Linked DNA regions of Homo sapiens: region 2 is linked to region 1. A link is a loop called in an ENCODE intact Hi-C map of the cell type or tissue named here. Cell type or tissue: endothelial cell of umbilical vein. All regions are shown on one strand. Links, peaks and the distances in the headings refer to the core of each region. The heading gives the core; the rest is flanking DNA. Region 1 has its middle 71 kb from the start of CHIC2. Region 2 has its middle 13 kb from the start of CHIC2.

What was found. Peaks named below come from ENCODE experiments on the same cell type or tissue, not always from the same donor. Only the 100,000 strongest peaks of a DNase experiment are listed, where the experiment ranks them.
Region 2: it touches region 1 in a loop (3-fold over the local background); 6 of 110 quality-filtered maps call a loop at or near these places.

The regions. Positions count from the first base shown.
Region 1 is chr4:53,991,302-53,996,688 of GRCh38, forward strand. No RefSeq gene overlaps it. Among named protein-coding and RNA genes, the nearest start is that of CHIC2, 71 kb to the right of the region's middle. In endothelial cell of umbilical vein, for the core only: no CTCF peak of the experiment used is centred there; a DNase peak (open chromatin) is centred at 3,250; H3K27ac peaks cover 1,994 bases.
Region 2 is chr4:54,074,712-54,080,098 of GRCh38, forward strand. It overlaps a transcript of CHIC2 not described here. Among named protein-coding and RNA genes, the nearest start is that of CHIC2, 13 kb to the left of the region's middle. In endothelial cell of umbilical vein, for the core only: no CTCF peak of the experiment used is centred there; no DNase peak of the experiment used is centred there; H3K27ac peaks cover 1,450 bases.

The DNA of each region.
Region 1 (5,387 bases), core at 131-5,130:
AAATCTGTACATAAGATGGTATCTAAACCATGCAATTAGATGAGATCAGTAGAAAAACAGAAAAGTCTTGGGCCTGAGCCTGGAGCACACCAACACTTAAGGCTTAAGAGGAAGACCTACAGCCAATGGATAGAGCAAGAAGCAAGAAACTGGGAGAGCATGCTGTTAAAGAAGCCAAGAAAAGACAGATAGTGCATGAAGAGGACTTAATAAATGCGGCAGGAGTTAAGAGAGAGATGACTGATTTGGCAAAGTGGAGGTGTTTGTAATCTTGACAAGAGCAGTTTCAGGGAATGGTGGGATCCAAAACCTAGTTTTAGGGTCCATAGAGGTAAGCTGGAAATGTGAGGAAATTTTTGAGCAGGTTTCTGTGAAGGTGTGAGAGAAGTGGCAAAAGAAGATGTGAGGTCAAGGGAAGGTGTCGTTTTGTTTACAAATGGGAGGCAGAAGAAAATGTTTGTATGCTGATGGAATGGTCCAGTAGTCAGAGGCTGGTGTTGGAAAAAGTTGAAGAGGGAAGTTATGACACAGTAATTTTGGAGAGTAAGAGAACAAACATGTTTGTGAAGCACAGTAAGATCTTTGGGTAGTACCTATTTGAAATTTGTGGTAATGGATTTAAAATGAAATTAGTCAGCATTGGCTTCAGATTTTTCTCCAGCCCCATTCAGCTGTTAGGTGTAAGCGCAGAGTAAAGAGATGGAGCAGTGCTTAAAACAAGTTGGGACTCGCAGGTAGGAGACTATGACAGAGAGTAGACGAAGTTGATACGATTACAGAAAAGCAATTGCTAATGATAGGCTATGATAAATTCCCAAGATATGTGTTTATTAAATGTTTGATGAATGACACAGACCTGGAATCAGACTTTACCCATTCCTAGAAGGGTAAGTCGCTGAACTTAAGTCAATAATTCCTTTACAGAATTTCTGAGAGGACTTAATTATAATTTTTGTATAGTGCCTAAAATAGGACCTGGCATTGAACAGTCACTCAATACATGTTAGTTTTCAACTCCACTTTCCAAGTACAATTTCTCTTCCTCGTTCAGTTACTCAACAATCATTTCTTCAAAACAGTCTGTGCCAGGCACATACTGGGCGCTAAGATATAATAGCAAGGCTGATAAGAACCTGCTTTCATGGTATAGCAGGAGAAACAGATATTTTACAAATAACTAAACTTAATATTTATGTTCAGTTGTGATAAACACTGTGAAGACTGACCTAGGGAGATGTTGAAAACAGATTTTTAAAACTTTTAAACTTTTGTAAAAATGTTCAAAGAGAATCTGTTGTTAGAAGTTTAACATTCTGATTTAACTGTTTTGAATACGAAAAATACAAACTCAAAGTAAACATCTAAAATATAAGGCAAATCTATCCATATAGAAAAGGAATAAGAAGGTACTGACCAATGAAGTTGAAACAACACTGTCATATTAATCTCAAAAATGGACCAAACTGGCCTTTATTTTAGGGTCAGAATGCATGTGAGAGTTGGGCTCAATTCTTTTAGAATTGTTCCTTAGGATACTTCTTAAGCTTTAACTTTATGCCAGGCATTGTGCTAAGTGACAGAAAGAGAAAAGCAGCCCTTGGCATCCAGGACTTGGCTTGTTATTACCAGCTAGGCCTTGGTGTTCTCCTGTTGAACATAAACAATCTCACAGAAGACCATCAGTCAAGGTTACTCTGTGACCATGATGAAACAGAAAAGACCTCTTCACATCTTGTGTAATAAGACAAAAACAAAGTCGCAGTGCAAAGCACAAAATACTAAATATGAGTGACTGCTGCTTCTTTACAAATTACGGCTTTCACTTAGCTTCGTGTCTCCCACCTCCTAAATGAGATCTATTCAGACCAATCATAAAATTACCCCACTTCCTTACAGAATCGAAATCCAGTGCAAACTCTTGCTTGAATCCTTCCCAAATCACTCATCACAAGCCCAAATCCTGAAAGAAGGCCTTTCCAGCACTCAGGAATCCCTACAATGTATCTCTAGTTTCAACAAACAAAAAAACCCAACTTTGTTCAACTCCTTGTGTGTTCCTAGTGGTCTCCTGTGTTGAGTGGCATTACCAGTGGAATATATGCATTATATTGTGTAATCCTCATAAGTACTTCTTGAAACAGGTACTATTAACAAATCCATTTTACAAATGAGGAAATGGAGGCACAGAGCTGTTAAGTAACATTTCCAAAGCCACACAGCTGGAGAGTGGCAGAACCAGAATTAGATTCCAGTCTGACCCCAGTGAGATTCCCTGATAATGTTCCAGATAATTATTTAGAATTGTTAGTAGGCTAGTCTTTCAGTTTAACAAAGGGCAAAACAGTCTTTCTATACCTCTATTCCTTCGATCTTACATACTCTTTGGTCTCATTGCTAAACAGTGAAACAGTTGAGTTCTTTATTTAAGGAATTTTTACTTGCTAGCTTTACAGGTTAAAACAAATTAACATTGGAGCTTGCTAATTTTGGCTTATTTCAGGGTCAGAATGAGCTTCATCAATGACAGATTTGACCAGGTCCACTCACATTCTCAAAATCTTTCAATAGCTTCAGGCTAGAGTCAAAAAAATTTCAGCATGATACACTTGTCCCTTCTCCCTTTCCTGACCTTATCTCTTGATGCTTCTGCACAATTCATTAAACAGGTATTTTGTACCAGACCATCTCCCCATATTTTCCAATCATACAGAAATCATCAGTACTTTTTTAACACAGCCTTTTCATGTGTTAAGCTTCAACCCATGCAACCTATGACCTTTCCACCCCAAATATATTGCTCCTTTGAAGATCCACCCTATCACTTACTTTCCTTGATTATTAGCACTTTTCATACCATGTTACATGCTTATTCCTCCAGCCTCAACTCTTTAGAAACCAAAAGGCATTATTCTCTTTGCTATCCTTTATACTTGGCATGATGCCCGAGGTTGGGCCAAGCTTAGACCTTAGACCATTTCTTCACCAAATTCAAATGTCTCCCATTTCTTTAGTAATTGGTATGGTTTGGGTCTGTGTTCCCCCACAAATCTCGTGTTGAACTGTAATCCCCAATGTTAGAAGAGGGGCTTTGTGGGAGGTGACTGGATCATGGGGGCAGATTTTTCCCTTGCTATTCTGGTAATAGTGAGTTCTCACAAGATCTGGTTGTTTATAAAAATGTGTAGTACCTCCCCCTTCATTCTCTCTTCCTCCTGCTCTCGCCATGTAGGAAGTGCCTGCTTCCCCTTTGCCTTCTGCCATAAGTTTCCTGAGGCCTCCCCAAAAGCCAAGCAGAAGCCGTCATGCTTCCCGTACAGCCTGTGGAACTATGAGTCAATTAAACCTCTTTTCTTTATGAATTACCCAGTCTCAGGTACTTCTTTATAGCAGTACAAGAACAGAGTAACACAGCAACACATTTCTAGTTCTGTTACTGCACTCAAAAAATCTAAGTTTAATAAATTGTGCATTAGTCATAATGGAGGACAATTGGTTTTCAGATTATTTTCCAAAAATTTATTGTGGATCAGAAGATAACTGGATTTTTTGGATGTGTGCTTCTCAACCAGCAATGTAAGTTCAATAGGTCTTTGGGTTACAGCAGTGTCAACTCTTAAAGTAAACTACGATTTTTTTTTTTTTTTTTTTTTTTTTGAGGAAGTCGTCTTCTGCTTTGCCAGGCCACTGGTTATACATGATTAGGGGACACAGTGTAATAATGAGTCTCCTTGATAACTAGTAATAATGAATCCTAATACCAAAATGCCAATACCAAAAACAAAACACCTCACAGTAGAATGATTACTTGGGGAAGCAGACTGAAGAGCATAGGAACTAGTTACTACTCTCTTTTGTATATTGAAACTTGAAATTGATGCAAAAGCAATAAAAATATTCTTTAAAGCTAAAAATGTAGTTGCTGGGGATAACAGAAATAAAGTCATACAGCTAGTGTGAAATAACTGAGACAATTTATCTATTTAAATATAATGGGCTGTCCTATGAAGAAAAACATATCAAAAGAGTGGCTTTTAAGCATAGATTAAAAAAATTGGTCCAGATTCCTTTCAGTTTCAGGAAAAAAGGTTAATCATGTATTTTAAAACTGTTAAAACTAGGGACAAAGAAAACACACTTGGCATTAAAATGTCAGTAAGTTTTTGAAAAAGATTACCTTGGAAAAGCAATTTTTGTGAGTAAATAAATTTGCTGTAATAGTATGTTCTATCTTCTTCATATTAGCAGTCTCCTATTTCTATAGGATTTGTTTAAAAAACTTCAACAATTATATCAAAGTTTCAAAAAGTTCAAAGCCTTAAACCTCTTGTTGAAGAAAGCAAAAGAACCATTTTGTCAAAACAAACATAAAAACTCAAATTCTGAAATCTAAATGTTATTCCAAGACTATGATTGACTTCCTCTATCTCGCCAACACTTTTAACTATTTAAAAATTGTCTTTTTCGTTGTATTCCGTTTTAAGCTGTTATGATTTTATATATCACCCCAAAATACTCTAAATAATTTTTTTTTTTTTTTGGCAGGGGGACTGGGTCTCATTGCTGCCCAGGCTGGAGAACAGTGGCGTGACCACGGCTCACTGCAGCCTCAACCATCCTGGCAGCTGGGACCACAGGTATGCACCATCATTCCCAGCTTTTTTACATGTTATTTTTATTTGTAGAAATGGGTTCTCCCTATGTTGCCCAGGCTGCTCTCAAACTCCTGGGCTCAAGGGATCCTCCCACCTTAGCCTCCCAAGTAGCTGGGACTACAGGCGCATACCACCATGCCTGGCTAATTTTTAAAAGTTTTTTTAGAGATGGGGTCTCACTGTGTTGCCCAGGCTGGTCTTGTGGGCTCAAGCGATCCTTCTGTCTCAGCCTCTCAAAGGGCAGGGATTACAGGCGTGAATCACTGCAGCCAGCTCTTTAAACAAATTTTAACATACTATTAAATTATCAGTAAATAGGTTTTAACAATGTCAGCTCCTTTACTTCATCTTTCTGTTCAATTAATTAAAACCATTCTCTAATTGATTTTGAATGATTTAATGTCATTTGATCCTGATACAAATTTATTCCAAAAATGCAATTTTGATGAGAACATTAGAATTTTAATTAACATGGACTTACTAAAAAAAGTAGTTCAATAGGGGAAACAAAGGAAAGAACCAAAACACTGTTCATGTCTATCCACTCATGTGTGAAAATGTAGCATTCAAAAATGACAGCACATTTGAAGCATAATTATAGGGACACCATAGTGGTGGAAGAAGACAGTGTAAGAAAGACAACTGTCAGAGTGCGGTACTCTGGAACATCAAAAGGCTATATTCGTCATTGATGGCTGTTTCTTTGAGAACTCCCAAACTATGTAAGTTTCTGAA
Region 2 (5,387 bases), core at 80-5,079, 83 kb after region 1:
TTGAATTCATACTTTTCAAATTTCTTTCTTTTCTACTTTATTGGCTAGTATATCTCAACCTCTTCTTAACCTGAGTGACTCTTAGGTAGAACTAAAATGTTTTTAAAAATTCTCAGCTGGGCACAGTGACTCATGCCTAAAATCCCAACACTTTGTGAGGCCAAGGCAAGAGAATTGTTTGAGCCCAGGAGTTCAAGACCAGCCTGGGCAACATGGTGAGACCCTGTCTCTACAAAAATACATTTTTAAATTAACCAGGTATGGTGGCATGCACCTGTAGTCCCAGCTACTCAGGAGGCTGAGGTGGGAGGATCACTTGAGCCAGGGAGATCAAGGCTGCAGTGAGCTGTGATTGTGCCACTGCACTCACCTGGGCAACAGAGTGAGACCCAGTCTCCAAAAATGAATAAAAATAAAATAAAATAAATTCTCTCAAGTCAGTTAACTTTAAGGTGTCAATATCCAGGGTATAACCTTGCTCTCAGTGACATTAAGCACATAAAGAGATACCTGAATTTGAGCTTTGAGGATCATCTGGTGACTCTGCACTTGATATATTTAAAGATATCAATGTGTCCTTTGAAGCTATAATGGACTATGAGGTAATCTGAAGGTCCAGAAAACTAAATACACGTTAGTTACTGGACGAATAACTTAGTCTTGGAGAAACAAAATAGTTTTAAGTGAACGTCTTCAGAAATCTTGCTATTATCTTTTTATGCTGTAGTTAATCACACCATTGGAGGATATTTGGATATGAACATGTAAAGGAATGCAATATCTTTATTCAGAAAAATAAGGGGAAAAATCAGGCAAAGAAAAAAGTAGAAAAAATATTTATTTATTTTTATTGTTATTTTGAGACTGAGTCTCACTCTATTACCCAAACTGGAATGCAGTGGCTCCATCTCAGCTCACTGCAACCTCTGCCTCCTGGTTTCAAGCAATTCTCGTGCCTCAGCCTCCTGAGTAGCTGGGATTACAGGCACCTGCCACCATGGCTGGCTAATTTTTGTATTTTTAGTAGAGATGAGGTTTCACCATTTTGGCCAGGCTGGCCTTGAACTCCTGACCTCAAGGCCCGCCTCGGCCTCCCAAAATGCTGGGATTACAGATGTGAGCCACTGTGCCGGCCATATTTATATCAGTATTTACATACTGCTTAATATTTTATAAAACATGTTCATTTGCAATGTCACATCTGACCCTCACCATACCCCAGTGCTGTAAACAGAGAGATATTCATCCCATTCTATAAACTTCAGAGAAAACTTAAGTTAAATGACTTACTCAGGCTGGGCATGGTGGCTCACACCTGTAATCCTAGCACTTTGGGCAGCTGAGGCAGGAGGTTTGCTTGAGCTCAGGAGTTCAAGAACAGCCTATGCAACATAGCGAGATCTTGTCTCTACTAAAAATTCAAATAAATTAGGTAGGCGTGGTAAGGCACAGCTGTAGTCCCAGTTATTTGGGGGGCTCAGGCAGAATTGCTTGAGCCAGGAAAGCCAAGACTACAGTGAGCCATGATCATGCCACTGTAGTCCAGCCTGGGCAATAGAGTGAAAATCTGTCTCAAAAAAAAAATTAATTAATTAATTAAATTAATTTTTAAAAATGACTTACTCAGCTCAGATGGCCCCTAAAAGCTGAAATACAACTAAGGTCTAAGACTTCTGCTGTAGGTAAATGTTTCTACTGCAAGGGAGAAAAGATAAATAAGAAGGAAAAAATATAAGCAATGAGAAAATAAAGCTAACTGGTTTTACTCAGTATAATTAGCAATTGTTGAGTGGTTATTTTAAAAGTCTATATGCTTCCCCAAAGATTTTACAATCCCATGATGATATTTAAGAAACTGGGCATTTCTCCATCAGCCAGGAAGGACATTGGTGTTGAGGACAATAACTACCACGGCTTCCAGTGTTTTGAAGAAATTTCAGATGCATAGCCTTTTGGCCAGGTGTCTGTGATTTCATATTGTCAGAGCATTTCTTGTAATGCTGGGGGTTGCAGCTCTCTTAAAGTTTACATTGCTGAACCAAGAAAGCAGATATATGTAGATTTCTACAGAAACTATGATTCCATGAAAGATTTTGAGGAGGTGAAGAGGGCTGGTACCTTTCAGAGTGCAAAGTGATTTTGGAATGTTAAGAATGTTTTGGGATTGAGTTCCTCAGAAGTTTGTCACTGACCTATGTTCCTGAACTATGAAACATGAATATGTGGGCTAAGGAATCATTTGTACTGATAAATAAACAATTAAAAATTTAAAAAAAGAAACTGAGGAAACTGGGTTAACTCAACAATTGTCATCCTTGTTATCATCTGTGTAATGCAGCTAATTATAGTACTCATTCATAAAGTTGTTGGGAGGATTAAAATGATACAATATATGACAAGTACTCAACGTTAGTTGTTATTGAGGGTGTTGTTATTTTAATCAGGATGGACAAAATTCTAGATAAAGAGTAGAAGATATGCGTTTTCATGCTGTTATAATCAGCCAACTATAAATTCTCTTCCTTCAGTTCTTTTTTTCTAGAGAATGAAGACAATATTCCTTTCTAGTTGCCTCCTTCACAGAAAAAATTCACCAGAATGGATTATGTTCTCAGCACCGTCAAAGCCTTGTAGAAACACAAGAAGATCCTGCAACCATTTTTCTCTTCCAGTCTTTCTCCTTGCCATTCTGAGCAGAGCCATATTGCAGTGCAGTGGAAAGGGTATATGAATGGTCATTCATTCAGACTTACATGGCTGTCTGGCAATTTAAGAGTTCAATGGCTGAACTGGAAAGAACAGCCAGCATGATTTTATTGTTTTCTGAGAATCAAATGAATAGTTCACACTATCTATGCACCTATCATCTAAGGAACAGACAGGTTATTTTGCTGAGGATGAGCATAGTCACTAGCCTGTAAGAGGTTTCTCCACAAGAATATGCTTCCTCAAAATGTACTTGCAAGGCTGTTGAGGCTACTACTCACCTTAGACATGATCCCACTTTGGCTCAAAGATCCCACTCTGCCAGTGGTTCTGTTAGGTCTCTATAACTTCATTTCTATAGCAGCCCTCCTGCCACCCGGCTGCCAACTGTGAGGACCTGTTGTTCAAGGGCGTATCACTTGAGCAGGTGAGCATTCTTATTAGTATCACAGAGCAGCTATCATTCACAATTACAGCATGAATGTTGACTAAATCAGAGACCATTCAAACCCACCTACACCCTGTGACATCAGCATGTGGTTCTATTCTGCCCTGCCTGATTTTAGATGCTTTAGGAATGATGTAACTTGGCAAAGAAATCCTAAGTCAAAATTTTTTTGATGATAATCTCAGATCAACTGAGAATGATGCCAATCAACCCATGAATGTAATGTGTCTCACATGTGGGATTCTATAATTAGTGCTTACTAATAGAGGTTTCTTCAAGTTACTGAAATGAGTTTACAAACTTTAGGTAGCTCAGGACCCTACCCTCATGTATATGTGAGATTTCATTTTTATAAATGCCACTGTCAAAGGGTCAGATGTTGCTTTTTATTCTCGTTGCTAGGATGGTCAAAATCAACATTTTGATGGTTGTGTTGAACAGAGCAGTCCAGTCAGATTTAATCCAGTCATATTAGGATCATGCCATTAGAGAACAGTTCCACAATCTTTTCTAATTCCTCTTTTGTTTCTGGATCATAATTAAAATAATATAGGAACAACCTTATTAATAAAGCTTGAATTAGTTTGTCTGTATTGAGCTGGCCTTTCATTTTTCTGTCATACAACCTTAAAAGATCTCTCATGATTTATTTATTTATTTATTGTTTTGAGACAGAGTCTGTCTCTGTCCCCAGGGCTGGAGTGCAGTGACACGATCTTGGCTTACTGCAACCTCCGCCTCCTGGGTTCAAGCGATTATCTGGCCTCAGCCTCCCAAGTAGCTGGGATTACAGGCATGCACTACCACACCCCGTTAATTTTGTATTTTTAGTAGAGATGGGGTTTCGCCATGTTGGCCAGGCTGGTCTCAAACTCCTGACCTCAAGTGATCTGCCCACCTTGGCCTCCCAAAGTGCTGGGATTACATAAGTGAGCCACCGTTCCCGGCCTCTCTTATGATTTGTTAACTATTATCTTTATGTTTTCCTACATGACATTAAATTATACAATCTTTGAAATTTTACTATATACTTTCTTTTCCATGTTAGTGTTAAAACTTCCCCTTACAGAGCCGGGTGCGGTGGCTCATGGCTGTAATCCTAGCAATTTGGGAGGCTGAGGCAGGCAGATCACTTGAGGTCAGGAGTTCGAGACCAGCCTAGCCAACATGGTGAAACCCCGCCTCTACTAAAAATATAAAAATTAGGCAGGCATGGTGGTGGGTGCCTGTAATCCCAGCTACTCAGGAGGCTGAGGCAGGAGAATTGCTTGAACCTGGAAGGCAGAGGTTGCAGTGAGCTGAGATTGCGCCACTGCACACTCGAGCCTAGGTGACAGAGACTCCATTTAAAGCAAACAAAGAAACAACAACAACAACAAAACTTCCCCTTCCAGAAAACTTTTATCCTTTCAGACTTAAGCTAAAGTCTGAAACCACAAAACTCCTAGAACAAAAAATAGGGGAAAATTTCCTTGACGTTGTTATTGGCAATGATTTTTTTTGGATGTGATACCAAAAGTACAGGCAATAGAAACAAAAATAAAGAAGTAGTACACTGCATCAAATCAAAAAGCTTCTGCACAGCAAAGAAAACAAGCAACAAATGAAAAGAAAACCCACAGAATAGAAGAAAATATTTAGAAACCACGTATCAGAGAAGGGGTTAGTATTTAATATAGAAAAAGAAGTCATACAACTCAATAGTGAAAGACAAAAAACCTGATTTAAAGATAGGCAAAGGACCAGAATAGACATTTTTTCAAAGAAGATGTACCAATGTCCAGCAGGTATATAAAAGGTCCTCAGCATTACTAATCATCAGGTAAGTGCAAATCAAAACCACAATGGGATATCACTTCACACCTGTTAGAATGGCAATTATTAATATTTTCATCCCTGAGAGGTCTCAGAAATAAAAAAAAACAAATTAAAAAATAAAAATTTTTTAAAATAGAATGGCTATTATCCAAAAGATAAAAGATGAGTGTCTGCAAGGGTATGGAGAAAGGGAACCCTTATACACTGTTGGAGGAAATGTAACTTGGTATAGCCATTATGAAAAACAGTACGGCAGTTCCTCAAAAAATTAAAAATAGAACTCCTATATGATCCAGCAATCCCACTTCTGGGTATGTAGTCAAACAAAATGAAATCGGTATCTCAAAGAGATATCTGCATTCTCATGTTTATTGCATGTTATGATATCAACTTAAGTATTCATCCACAGTTAATG